2 separate regions of the Homo sapiens genome follow, and region 2 is linked to region 1. The links are chromatin loops, found by intact Hi-C in ENCODE. Cell type or tissue: Calu3. All regions are shown on one strand. Each heading gives the region's core, and the rest is flanking DNA. Links, peaks and the distances in the headings are about the cores only.

Region 1 (6,361 bases), core at 602-5,601:
TCATTAATCCAGTAACCTTACTTCGAAAAATGTACTGCATGTATGTGAGTGGTTCTGTAATCAAGGCCCCCAGATGAGCAGCATAAACATAAGCAAATTCTCAAGGCCCCACCTTAAACTTACTCAAGCAGAAACTTTGGGGAAGGAAATAAGCAGTCTGTTTTGCCAAGCCCGGCAAATGATTCTAATGCACACAAATGTCTGAAAAACAACTGCTCTAGATAGATAATCAGAAAGACTCAAGGATATTCACTTCAGAATCATTTATATTAACAAAGGTGAGACTCACCTTCAATATCCTACAAAGGGAAATGTTGATATAAATAATGAAACAATATTTATTGTTTCATAGGGAATCATAGGGAAAAAAGAATGTAGGATGAAAATTGTAATTACATGGGAAAATGGCTTAGATATTATGCTATAAGAATAATGGCAGGATCTTCTTCTAAAAGGGGTTACTAAAAAAAAAAAAAAAGACAGAGAAAATGGCAGGATCTGAAATTGTGTATATAGCAAAATTCTAATTGTTTTAAAAGAATACATATATATATATATATATACCATCCTATTCAAAATCATTCAATGAAAAAAGAATATCACATATATGTACACATACATAGTTTGAATTAATATATTTACATTTAGTTAATATACCACTCATTTATGCTGTCATTTATTACCTTACTAATTATACTTATTAGCTATGAGAATTTTTTTCATAGTTAATTTAAAATAAACATAAATAAAAAGCATAAAATGCTTATGTTTTTATAATATAAACAATTGTTACTAAACTTTTTAAAATCCAAATACCATGATGCTTTAATATGCAAATATCTTCTCAACAAGGATAAATTAAAGAAAGATGTTGTCTTATGCAATAATTAGCTTAACATTGATAGACGTTATCTAGATATAACCCTTAACTATAACATGTATTCACACATATTCTAAAGTCTATTAATAGAAATATAGGGAATGTTAAAACTGGATGGTGTGATATCCAGTGAAATAAAGATGTAAATTCTATGTCAATAAAACTTGCAAATTTAAAAGAAAGAGCTTTAAATTCTTTGGCAGTTGAATTTCTATGTAAAGTTGCTAGTATTCTCTATGGCTGTCAAATGGATCATCATAACGTCAAGGTTCGTTTATATAATTTAAATGTTATTTATTCTGTTACACATAATATCCCCATTGATTTCAAAAAATATTATTTTGCTCACATCTGATGTACATATCATGATCAAAATTTAATTTGAATTTTCCTGAACTGGAGAATAGATTTTGTCTGAGTGCTATAGCACTTACATTCAATTTTAACTTGTAATTATCAATATGTTTCTATTACATTCAGAGAATAATAAGGAATATGCCTGCAGCAAGTTTAATACCTTTAAATTCCTATAGATCAAAATGAAAGAACATTTCCCAGCATGCTTCATATTTCAAAGGTTGAGGGCTGTTAACATTGTACTTTTATTAAAATTTCTATTAATTTTTTTGCTGTCAATCTGAATATAAATTTACTTTATCATTTTCTATAGAATAAAAAATATAGAAAAATTACTTTATTACCAACTACTTATCTAGCCAAAAAAATGGAAAAAGAAATGTAGAAAAAGAAAAAGTCAACTATATCATAGCCTAAGAATGGCCAATGTATAAACACATTTTAATATTTGAATGACACAAATACACATTCATGTAGTCATTTGTCCAACAGATACTTAGTATTGCACTTCTACTGTGTGCCAATAATTGTGCTAGGCACTGAGGATACAATAATGAGCTAGACAATTAAGTTCCTGTTCTCAGGAAGCGTTCATTTTAGTGGGAGTGATAGACTATAAACAGTTCAAATAGTGATAAAATGTGATAAGAAAAAGAAGAGTTTAACATCTAAAAAAGACATCAGAATTAAATATGAAAAGTGGAGAGGAACATTTCAAGAATAAAGACTGTACAAAGACCCTAAGGTAAGAAGTTGCTGATAAGAAGTACTTCAAGAAGAGAGAGGAAGTTAGAGTGTCCAGGGATTTGTGAGCAAAAGAGAACAAGCTACACTGTAATCCCAGCACTCTGGGAGGCCAAGGCGGACGGATCACCTGAGGTCAGGAGTTCAAGACCAGCCTGGCCAACATGGCAAAATCCCATCTCTATTAAAAATATAAAAAATTAGCCAGGTGTGGTGGTGGGCACCTGTGATCCCAGCTACTCGGGAACATGAGACAGGAGAATCGCTTGAATCAGGAGGCGGAGGTTGCAGTGAGCCAAGATTGCACCATTGCACTCCAGCCTGGGTGACAAGAGTGAGACTCCACCTCAAAAAAAAAAAAAAAAAAGAGAGAGAGAGAGAAAACAAGATACAATATGAGGCTATGGTAAAGGCAGGGACCAGGGACCAGCATACCAGATTAGTCAGTTCTCTCTAAATCATAACAGAATATTTAACATACCCTAGGAGCAATGGAAGGTCACTGGTGTGTCAAAAGCTTTCCCTGGCTAATAATAAGGATGAAAAGATGGTGAGAGCACAGAAGTGTTGCCAGAAGTCACACAAGAGGTATGGGACGTGGAATGAGGTAATGCATTTAAGATGAAGAGACACAGAGGTGTTCACAGTCTGTGTGGGGATCTGTGTTGGAAACAGAGCTTGGTTATAAATTAGATGGAGAATAGGGTTGGGCTGTGGGTGTGACCGGTGCAAAACTGACCCTCAGTTGACTCATTTGGAAATAGCAGAGTTGTGGTTTACTGACATGGAAGCACTGGATTGGCACAGACTTATCGTGTGCAACATCGGCCACATTAACTTGGAAATGCCTGTAAAACATACGAGGGAAAATATCACAAACATAATCTGTGGCTCAAAGGGGAGGTCTGGGCTAAAAATCCAAATATATTTTTTTAATTTTATCTTTCACTTTAAATAAAATGTTAATGCATGACCATTGGGGAAAAAAGCATTAAAAACGACCATAGAGTTCTTTCTCTACATGTGTACACACAATTATTATTTACAAAAAAAAAAGAATTATATTATTTTTAATCTGATTTTTAACATTTTGAGCACAGTTTCTTCAGGTAAATATAGATTCCTTCTGTGATATGTAACTTTACTGAGCATATAATATCGCTTAATATATCTATACTGTAAATTATTAACCCTGTTCTTAGTTTAATATATGTAGATGGTTTCTAATATTTTGCTACAATAAAGAGCATTACAATTAACACTCTTATATGTCTTTGTGTAATCACTTAGCAAAATTCATAATTCATAAGAAATACTATACAACATGTGTGCTTAATGTATATAGACAGGATGAAATTAATGTATCACTTGTAACTAAGAAGTGAGAAATAATGTAGTGTTTTCTTTGCAAACTATAATGAAAAATTTTGCTTGCGATCTTAGATGTTTTAAAGCTGCTTGTGGGAATACATATTTCATTTTCTATTAGGAATCAATTAGGTGTGAAAATTTCTCAGTTCAATGGAGGATATGGCCACTACAAAATAAGAAAAAAAAATTATTACATTAGAATTTCTAACTTCCTTCCCTTTTCACCCACCCTAGAAGCCCTCTCAAGAATGTCAAGAGAATCTCATGCCTGTAATCCCAGTGCTTTGGGAGGCCAAGGCAGGAAGATCACTGGAGGCCAGGAGTTCGAGACCAGCCTGGGCAACATAGTGAGACTCTGTCTGTACAAAATAATTTTTTTCAAATTAGCCAGGTATATGGTATTACACATTTGTAGTCCCAACTACTTGGGAAGGTGAGGTGGGAGATCTGCTTCACTTGAACCCAGGAGTTCAAGGTTACAGTGAGCTATGACTGTGCCACTACATTCTGGCAGAAAGAGATACTGTCTCAAAAGAAAAAAAAGAAAAAAACAAAAAACAGTGTCAAGAGTTTTAAACATCCCTAATGAAGGATAATCATCTTTTGCTTCTGGAAACCTGGCTTGCTTGTGTCTCCATCCACATATCTGTCTTTATCTCTCTCTAATCTCAGTTTGCCTGAGTCATACCACCATTTATAGTATAGGCTAGCACCTTTTCCTAAAATCAAGAGCAAAAGAGAATCATTTTTCTAAGACCAGATTTTTGAAACCAGCATCCAGGCCTGCACCCCAGGAAATACAGGAGTATCTGATGAAAGCCATTCCATTCAGAGGAGGATGCTCCTCCTTCTTTATGCTTTTTTCCAAAATACTTCAAAAACAACCACCACAAAAAGACATGTGGCCAATCTGTCTCCTTTGAGAGTCCACTCGCTGAGCTTGGAGGGGTGCTTCCTGTTCTTAGTCACAGATATTATCTAGATATTTCTAATGCCCCTTCCTTCCCCCCGTCCCACCTGCAAACTGGAATTGAAGAAAGAAGTGTCTCAAAAACATTAAATCCTCTCTTGCCTGGCGAGATATCTTTATTCCTGAGTAACTCCTCCAAATAACACCCCTGAGTCTCTGAAAATGTAAAAATTGCCTGTCTAGTTGAGGCAAATGAAGGCTAAATTGAGTCATAATTTCCCTCTAGATTCTCATTCACCTCTAGCTGTAGGAAGCATCACCAATACAGAATTGATGAAAAGTGTATAAACATATTATCCAGATTCTCAGGCTGTCACAGGGAGCATTTTTTGTTGTTGTTCTTGATTTTAATGTAAGCAAAGCTGAGCAGTGGGAGTGTTCAGGTTTTAGAAGAGATTTTTCTTTCTGAAAGATAATATTTCTCATTCTGAATGATTTTCTTCTTTTTCTTTTAAATTCCAAGGCAAATTCTGAAATCTGTTTCGACTTGACTTATTTTTGGATCCTCACCTGTATCTTAATTACGTAGCAAGAAGTAAGCACAATTGATGAGCAATCCATGTCCCTAATCTTTGATTTGTTATGAATTGTCTTTGAACTGCTTAAGATAGCCACAACTGTGTTTTGGTAGCAAAGTACTCCAAACTCTCTGCTCCCTAATACAAGTTAACAGTGGTCGACACTCAGGGATTCTGGCAGATAGAGCAGCCACCATTTCAGATGTTGCCAGTTGACACACGGAAGAAAAGGAGATTGCTGCAGGGTTTCACAAGGGCAATTCAATGCTCTGGCCCAGAAGTGACATGCTCAAGTCACTTTCGGTCACATCTCATTGGCTGGAGCTAAACAGATGGCCCCACACCACCAAAAAGAGGCCAGGAATTACATCCTAATTTGTCTTGTAAAGCAAAAAGCCAGAAAAATACGAGAAGTGGCAATAGGGACCATCCCGGACCCCTAAAAGAAAGTTCTCTAATTAAAAATAATTTTTTTCTTTGAAAAATTGTGTAGGGAAAATTGAGTAAAGCTTACTGGATAGCAAAATATAGAAAAGCTCACATTTTTCAGTTCCTTGTTAAGAGTCTGGCTATAGAAGTAATATTCCACCAGCTGCATGTACCATTTCTTTGTAAATAACAACAATAAGAATAACAGAGGTGATTACTCTCTTATCTCCAAAAGCACATACTTTGGGACTTCTGTCATTTATACATTACCTTTGTCCAAAAAACTTTGAGGTAGTTTACAAAGATACATAAAGCAAAACAGCATAAGAAAAAAACATAAGTCAGGAGAAAGGGGAAGGAAAAACAAGGAGTTAAAAGACAACGCTAAAACAAAATTAGAATCCAGTATCTGTGACAGGAGATCTGGTATACTTTTCTAGAAGTCAGTGATAAATTTGGCTCTGAACATTCCACGAACCATGCAAAAAAAGAAATACAATCAGTGGTATGATACATAGTATCTACAAGATAAAAGCAAATTGTGTTATGAGAAGTAGCACAGTGATATCAGCCCTTGGGTGCCCATGAATAGGGCATGTTTAACATAGGAAGCAAATGCAGAAAGCACATCTACACTAAGCATAACCCTCTAAGGCTGAATCTTATATCCTTTACTACACCCTCACAGCCACACAACACATTTTGGTATTATTTTAGGTTTACTGATAATTATTATGATGGCTTAGCTGTGTTTGTCAATATCCTACATCTTTAAAATCATCTAGAATTTGAATGGAGCAAAGAAATAAGGTTTCTGTCTCACATATAACATTTGTATAAACCACAGCACACAGAGGAACATAAAGGCTACTGAATGTGGCCTTTAATTGTTTGTTTACTTCACACAGCACTGTTTTTGAACTTGAATTTGAACGTTTTTAGGCCTAGAATTTATTCTCCAGTTTGGCCATAATTTCTCAGCACTTCCTACTGTGGTCCAATTTATGTTCTCCATGTAGCCCCTGTAGGAATTTGAGTTTGAAACCCTTGGTACATGACTCAATAAAATAAAAGTTTCATAAATTCAGTGTC
Region 2 (6,361 bases), core at 452-5,451, 75 kb after region 1:
AGAATACTATAAACACCTCTACACAGATAAACTAGAAAATCTAGAAGAAACGAATAAATTTCTGGACATATACAGCCTACCGAGACTAAACTGGGAGGAAGTTGAATCCTTGAATAGATCAATAACAAACTCTAAAATTAAGGCAGTAATTAATAGCCTACCAACCAAAAAAAGCCCAGGACCAGATGGATTCACAGATGAATTCTACCAGAAATACAAAAAGAAGCTGGTACCATTCCTTCTGAAACTATTCCAAACAATTGAAAAGTAGGGACTCCTCCCTAACTAATTTTATGAAGCCAGCATCATCCTGGTACCAAAACCAGGAAGAGACACAACAAAAAAAGGAAGACTTCAGGTCAATATCCCTGATGAACATCGATGCAAAAATCCTCAATAAAATACTGGCAAACTTAATCCAGCAGCACATCAAAAAACCTATCCACCATGATCAAGTTGACTTCATCCCTGGGATACAAGGCTGGTTCAACATACACAGATCAATAAATGTAATCCATCACATGAACAGAACCAAAGACAAAAACCACATCATTATTTCAATAGATGCAGAAAAAATTTAACATCCCTTTATGTTAAAAACTCTCAGTAAAATAGGTTGATGAAACATATCTCAAAATAATAAGAGCTATTTATGACAAACCCACAGCCAATATCATATTGAATGGGCAAGAGCTGGAAGCATTCCCTTTGAAAACTGTTACAAGACAAGGATGCCCTCTCTCACCACTCATATTGAACATGGTATTAGAAGTTCTGGTCAGGGCAATCAGGCAAGAGAAAGAAATAAATGGTATTCAAATAAGAAGAGAGGAAGTCAAGTTGTCTCTGTTTGCAGATGACATGATTTTATACTTAGAAAACCCCATCTTCTCAGCCAGAAAACTTCTTGAACTGATAAGCAACTTCAGCAAAGTCTCAGGATACAAAATCAATGTGTAAAAATCACAAGCATTCTTTTACACCAACAATAGGCAAGCAGAGAGCCAAATCATGAATGAACTCTCATGCACAATTGCTACAAAGAGAATAAAATACCTAGGAATACAGCTAACAAGGGATGTGAAGGACATTTTCAAGGAGAACTACAAACCACTACTCAAAGAAATAAGAGAGGACACAAACAAATGGAGAAACATTCCATCCTCATGGATAGGAATAATCAAAATCGTGAAAATGGCCATACTGCCCAAAGTAATTTACAAATTCAGTGTTATTCCCATCAAACTACCATTGACTTTCTTCACAGAATTAGAAAAAACTACTTTAAATTTCATATGCAACCACCTATTAAACAATGTGTGTGCCAATAAAATAATTCAGTACACTCAGCAAGTATACATTTCCACAAACATCAACTATCTAAAATATGTATATTGATGATCTAAGAAATACCAGTAAAGTATTAACTGTGCATCACATTGCTATTACATAATAAACCCATCCACAGTCTTATACTCTATCTCTGACCTTTTGCCATTCAGCATCCATGAGACAATTTCCCAAGTTAGGGTGCTAGTTAGAGTCTCTCAGGGTTTAATTCCAGGCTAAATGCATATATTTGCGTCTACTATTGTGGTGGGAAATTAGAAACTGGAAGAAAAATGTCAATTTTGTTTTACCAGGGATTGGAGATTCAACTCAGTTGCTCCCAGGGAGCAAACCAAAGTAGAAATGAGTACAGTGGCATGTCTCCAGCAAAATTTTTGAAAACAAATAAACAAAAACCCACAGAAAGAATATCTATATTTTATGAAAGATAATTAGTTGTGATCAGATGGTGGCCATTGGCAGTGATATGGACATTTTCCTGAAATTAATTAATTACTTCCATAAGCAGGGTTTTAAATCACCCTGTCTCTATTATTAGGCTCTCTTGTGCTTGAGGCCCCACAAAACAGGCATTTCTTTGACCTCTCATCTAATCTGGCCTTGTCTCTCAGATCCCTTGCAGGAAGCTGTATTTTAACATAGCATTCAACTTGTCTGTTATATCTTCTTTATTTAATAGCATAAGCTTTGGGTGTTGCTTCTAACTATGGGAGACCTCAGTCGTATTACGTAGGAAAGCCATCTGCCGAGATGGGAAGGGCTTTGGTCCAGGAATCAGAAAATTTTGGTTTCAGTCTCAGTTCTGCTATTCATAAACTATGTAACCTTGAAAAAGTCACTTTATGTCTCCGGACCTCAGATTGTTTCTTCACATTATCTTTCTACTCTCTTCCATTTTTAAAGGGCTGTAATTTTATTCCAAGGTTATTGTGAGTATAATCATAATAACAGCATTGCTAGCCACCTTTTTTTAGTGTTTACCACATGAAAGACATTGCACCAAGTGTTCTGTACATATTAACAAATTTACACTCTTCCCCCATATGCAGAGCCTTCTTCAGGGTCAATTTCTTTGACTAACCTATCCCAGGTCGCACTGCTGCTAAGTGTATGGCAAAGGAAGGATTCAAATCAGTGTCTGCTGAACTCAAAAGTGGTACTCAGGAGTGCTCTCTGGGAAGAATTGATAATGATGTTGAAAAGAAAGAAAGAGAGAATCTAGTTTCAATAATTGTTTTTTCTCTCCAGAGGGCTTATGAATTCCAACCTGAGGCCAGCAAAGAAGGAAATACTGGATAAATTAGTCATCAGTGAATCAACTGGTCAGTCATTAATGGGAATTCAGTGATTTGGACTATGTGCTAATGAGGTCAAGGCCAAGTTCAGAATGTGTGCTTAACCCACAGAGGCAGATGTGCTCAGCCCATTTCGAAATCATGGAGAATGTGGATTGGATGGTCTTTACCCTCCAGAGTGCTGGTAATCTAATATAGAAAATGGTACCCACTAATGGCCTAAAAATAAGCAAGTGTAAGTGGGTTCCATGCAAACTAGACCTAGACAACTCAGACAGATTAAAGGACAGGAATCTAAGTCCCTAAAATGAAATGTTTTTTTTTTAATTAAAAACAATGCCTTTATACAACTAGGAGAAAATAGAGCTGCAAATCTAAAATAGTATGGCCCTTCAGCAGTTGATGACACCCCAGTGCAAGGAGCTAAACATATTGGTATTAAGGGAGCTGAAAGCAATTACCAAGCCAGATTTTTTTTCTCTTTTTTGTTGGCCTTTAACATAAAAAATGCAAGGATAAACATGTAAATGTAGGAGACTGTTTTTCATTCACTGAGTTTGTAATTCTTTCCTGCATCTCTTTCCAGAATTAGCATGGGTTGTGTAATAGTTTTATTAACAATGTCCTTATTAGATTTGGGGGTGCCCCACCCAGAATGTGTAACTGGAGTCTGTGTATCTAAACCAATCTACACAAAGAAGTCAGAAAATTATGAATTTTTAAACGTCATTAATCAATATTTGAAAATGGCAAGGCATTCATTAGGGAACAATTAAGCTATGATGCAAGAAGATAATTAGTAAATTGGGGACAACATGGGTTCATTCATTACTTGAAAACTTAAATAATCTGTTTATCTGATTTCCTATAATAATGACGTCTTAAAAATCGACATTGAGATTTAAATAATCCCATATTCTTTCTGTGTGTGTCCATATGTGGTTTTCAGTTTTTCTAGGAATAAATGTGGTTGTTTTTGTCTCTTCTAACCGTCAACGTTCCCCCTACATTTTTTTCTTATCATATTAGGATGTTTCTCTCAGAAAATAGCAGTGTTTCATATAGTGTAAGAATATATTAAATTGTAGCTTCCACCATTTATTAGCATTATTGCTGTTGTTGCTGCTGCTGTATTTTAGATTATCAGTTAGCCTTTGCTTAAGGGGACTAAACCTCAGTCAGGTAGCTTATCTTGTGTGCTATTTGTTGACACATTTTGCTTAGCAATAAAGTACATGCTCTAAGGTATAGAAAGTTAAGATTTTAGAAATTCAAAAACCCAGGCCCTGTAAGAAAAGAGGCAGACAATCCAATAGAACAGTGGGCAAACACTTTAAACAGAAACTTCAAAGAAGCTATAAAAATGGTCAATTAAAATAGAAAAGCAGGATCAACTTCACAAGTTATTGGGGAAATCCAATGCCACTGCATTCTAACCAGCAGGGCCATTTGAGAAAAATAAACAGTTCTAAGTGTTTGTGAGGATATACAGAAACTAGAAGTCCTATATTCTGCTGGTAGTAGTGTAAATTGATACAACCACTTTGAAAATTGATAGTATCTACTAAGCTGAGCAGATATACATTACCCTACGACCTAGAATTCCAGAATTCTATTTATCTCTCTAGAATATAGACATATATTTAGCAAAAGACCTTCAGAGGAATGTTACTAGCAGCACTATTAGGTTGGTGCAAATTACTTTTAATGGCAAAAACCACAATTAATTTTGCACCAACCTAATATTTGTAATAGCTCCAAACTGGACAGCATTCAAATGTCCATTCAAATGTTATAGTATATGCATAAGATGGCATACTATACACCAAAGAAAATGAACAAACTAAGACCAAATACAACAAGAATAACTCTAACAAATGTAATATCGAACTAGTTACAAACAAGTATGTTCTACATGTTGCCTATTCTACAGGCAAAACTAATCCATGGTATTAGAAGTCATTGTACTGTATCCTCGAGAATGAGAGAGATGAAGGTGGCTTCTGCAGGTGCCAATAATATTCTCCTTCTTGATCCTGGTGCACTTACAGAGGTGTGCTTTCTTCATGAAAATTCATGCAGCTGTAAACTTTTGATTTGTATGTTTTCATATTATATATTCATATATTCATATATAATATGAAAATATAAATAAAATATAATTTTATTTATATTTCAACAAAATTATATGCTAAAAGAAGTCCAGGCTTCTGTGAATAAAAATCTTTCCTTTTAAAAATACAAAAATTTTGCAATTCTAAAGGTTTTTTCTTTGCCGTTCTGCAGTTTGCATTTCCTGGAACATGAGGATGCTGATGCTACTGATTGAGGAACCACATTTTGAAGGCCACTGTTTTCGAGTTAATCTATATTGGCTCTCATAGCCTTCTCATTTCTCTTAATCCATACATACCACTTTCCATTGCTAGTACGCCACTGGAACGATGCTCTACAGTGTCTCCATGAACCAATTTCAAGACCCCTGTAGTTCTTACTTATTGACCTTGCTGCAGTGTTTGATTATATTGAAACCTCTTTGAAAACTTTCCCCTAGTTCCTGTGTCCAGTCTTTTCTAGTTTTCCTCCTAATTTTCTGAACTCTTTCTGGCAGATTTGTTTTTTATTTACCACTAAATCTTAGTATTGTCTGATGCTTTGTTCTAAACTACTGTTCTCTTCTTTCTGGTGACCTCATCCTCTGCCTTGATATTAATTATTACCTGTATGCTGATGACTCCCGAATTTGAACCTTCAGCCTACACTCTTCTCTGAGCCCTGTCCCCATACACATAATGTCTTCTGAACATTTCTTCTTAAATGTACCTCACACACCTCAAGGTCTTCATCTTCTTCCACAAAAATCTGTTCATCTTATACGCACTTTCTCATGGTTATCTGCCCAGTTACTAAGATTCTTGCATATCATCCTAGTCTCCTCAATCTACCTCACCCACATGCCAGCGTGTTTTGCAATTCTATTTGCTAAATAGCATTCCCACTTTCCATATCACTGCCATAATTCATCCTCTCCTCTTGCCTTGCCTAGGCCATGGCAGTAGTTTTCTCCATCATCTCACTCCCACAGCCTACCCTTCTGCAGTTCTCTTCACACTGTTGCTACTCAACTCTTCTAAAAGCAGAATATGATCATCTTAATGCTTTGCTTGAAATACAATGAGCTGTTCTTAGCTACAGAGTAAAATCCAAACTCTAGCATCTGGCTCCAGTTCACTATTGCATTTCCATTTTAGGGAACTGCGAAGCTTCTCAAGCATCAAATTTCACATGAATGAAGGGGAGTAGGATCTTGTTAAAATGCAAATCCTGGATCTGGCTCATAAGCCTAGGGTGGGACCCGAAATTCTGCATTTCAGTAAGCTCCCAAATGATATTGATGCTACTGGTGAGCTACTGCAGATCACACCTGGAATAACAAAGCCCTACATGACCTCTTCACTACAGCTACAATGATTTACTTACAGCTTCCCAAATGTAACATGCGGCTTCACAGTCTCTATGCTTTATACCTCTTGTCCTCTTTGCTTGCAATACTTTTTCTCCCTTGTCTAGCTACCTAATGCAATACCACCCTTCAAGAGACAACTAAAAGAGGACCTCTTCAGAAAGGTTGTCTCCTTTTTCTCCAGGATGATTGAATGCCTACCTCTTTGTCTTTGTATCAAACAACATGACACTAAATTTAGGCAATCAGAGTT

The links. Peaks named below come from ENCODE experiments on the same cell type or tissue, not always from the same donor. Only the 100,000 strongest peaks of a DNase experiment are listed, where the experiment ranks them.
Region 2: it touches region 1 in a loop (1.9-fold over the local background); 1 of 110 quality-filtered maps calls a loop at or near these places.

The regions. Positions count from the first base shown.
Region 1 is chr2:199,082,818-199,089,178 of GRCh38, forward strand. No RefSeq gene overlaps it. Among named protein-coding and RNA genes, the nearest start is that of SATB2, 370 kb to the right of the region's middle. In Calu3, for the core only: no CTCF peak of the experiment used is centred there; a DNase peak (open chromatin) is centred at 2,664.
Region 2 is chr2:199,158,160-199,164,520 of GRCh38, forward strand. No RefSeq gene overlaps it. Among named protein-coding and RNA genes, the nearest start is that of SATB2, 300 kb to the right of the region's middle. In Calu3, for the core only: no CTCF peak of the experiment used is centred there; a DNase peak (open chromatin) is centred at 2,762.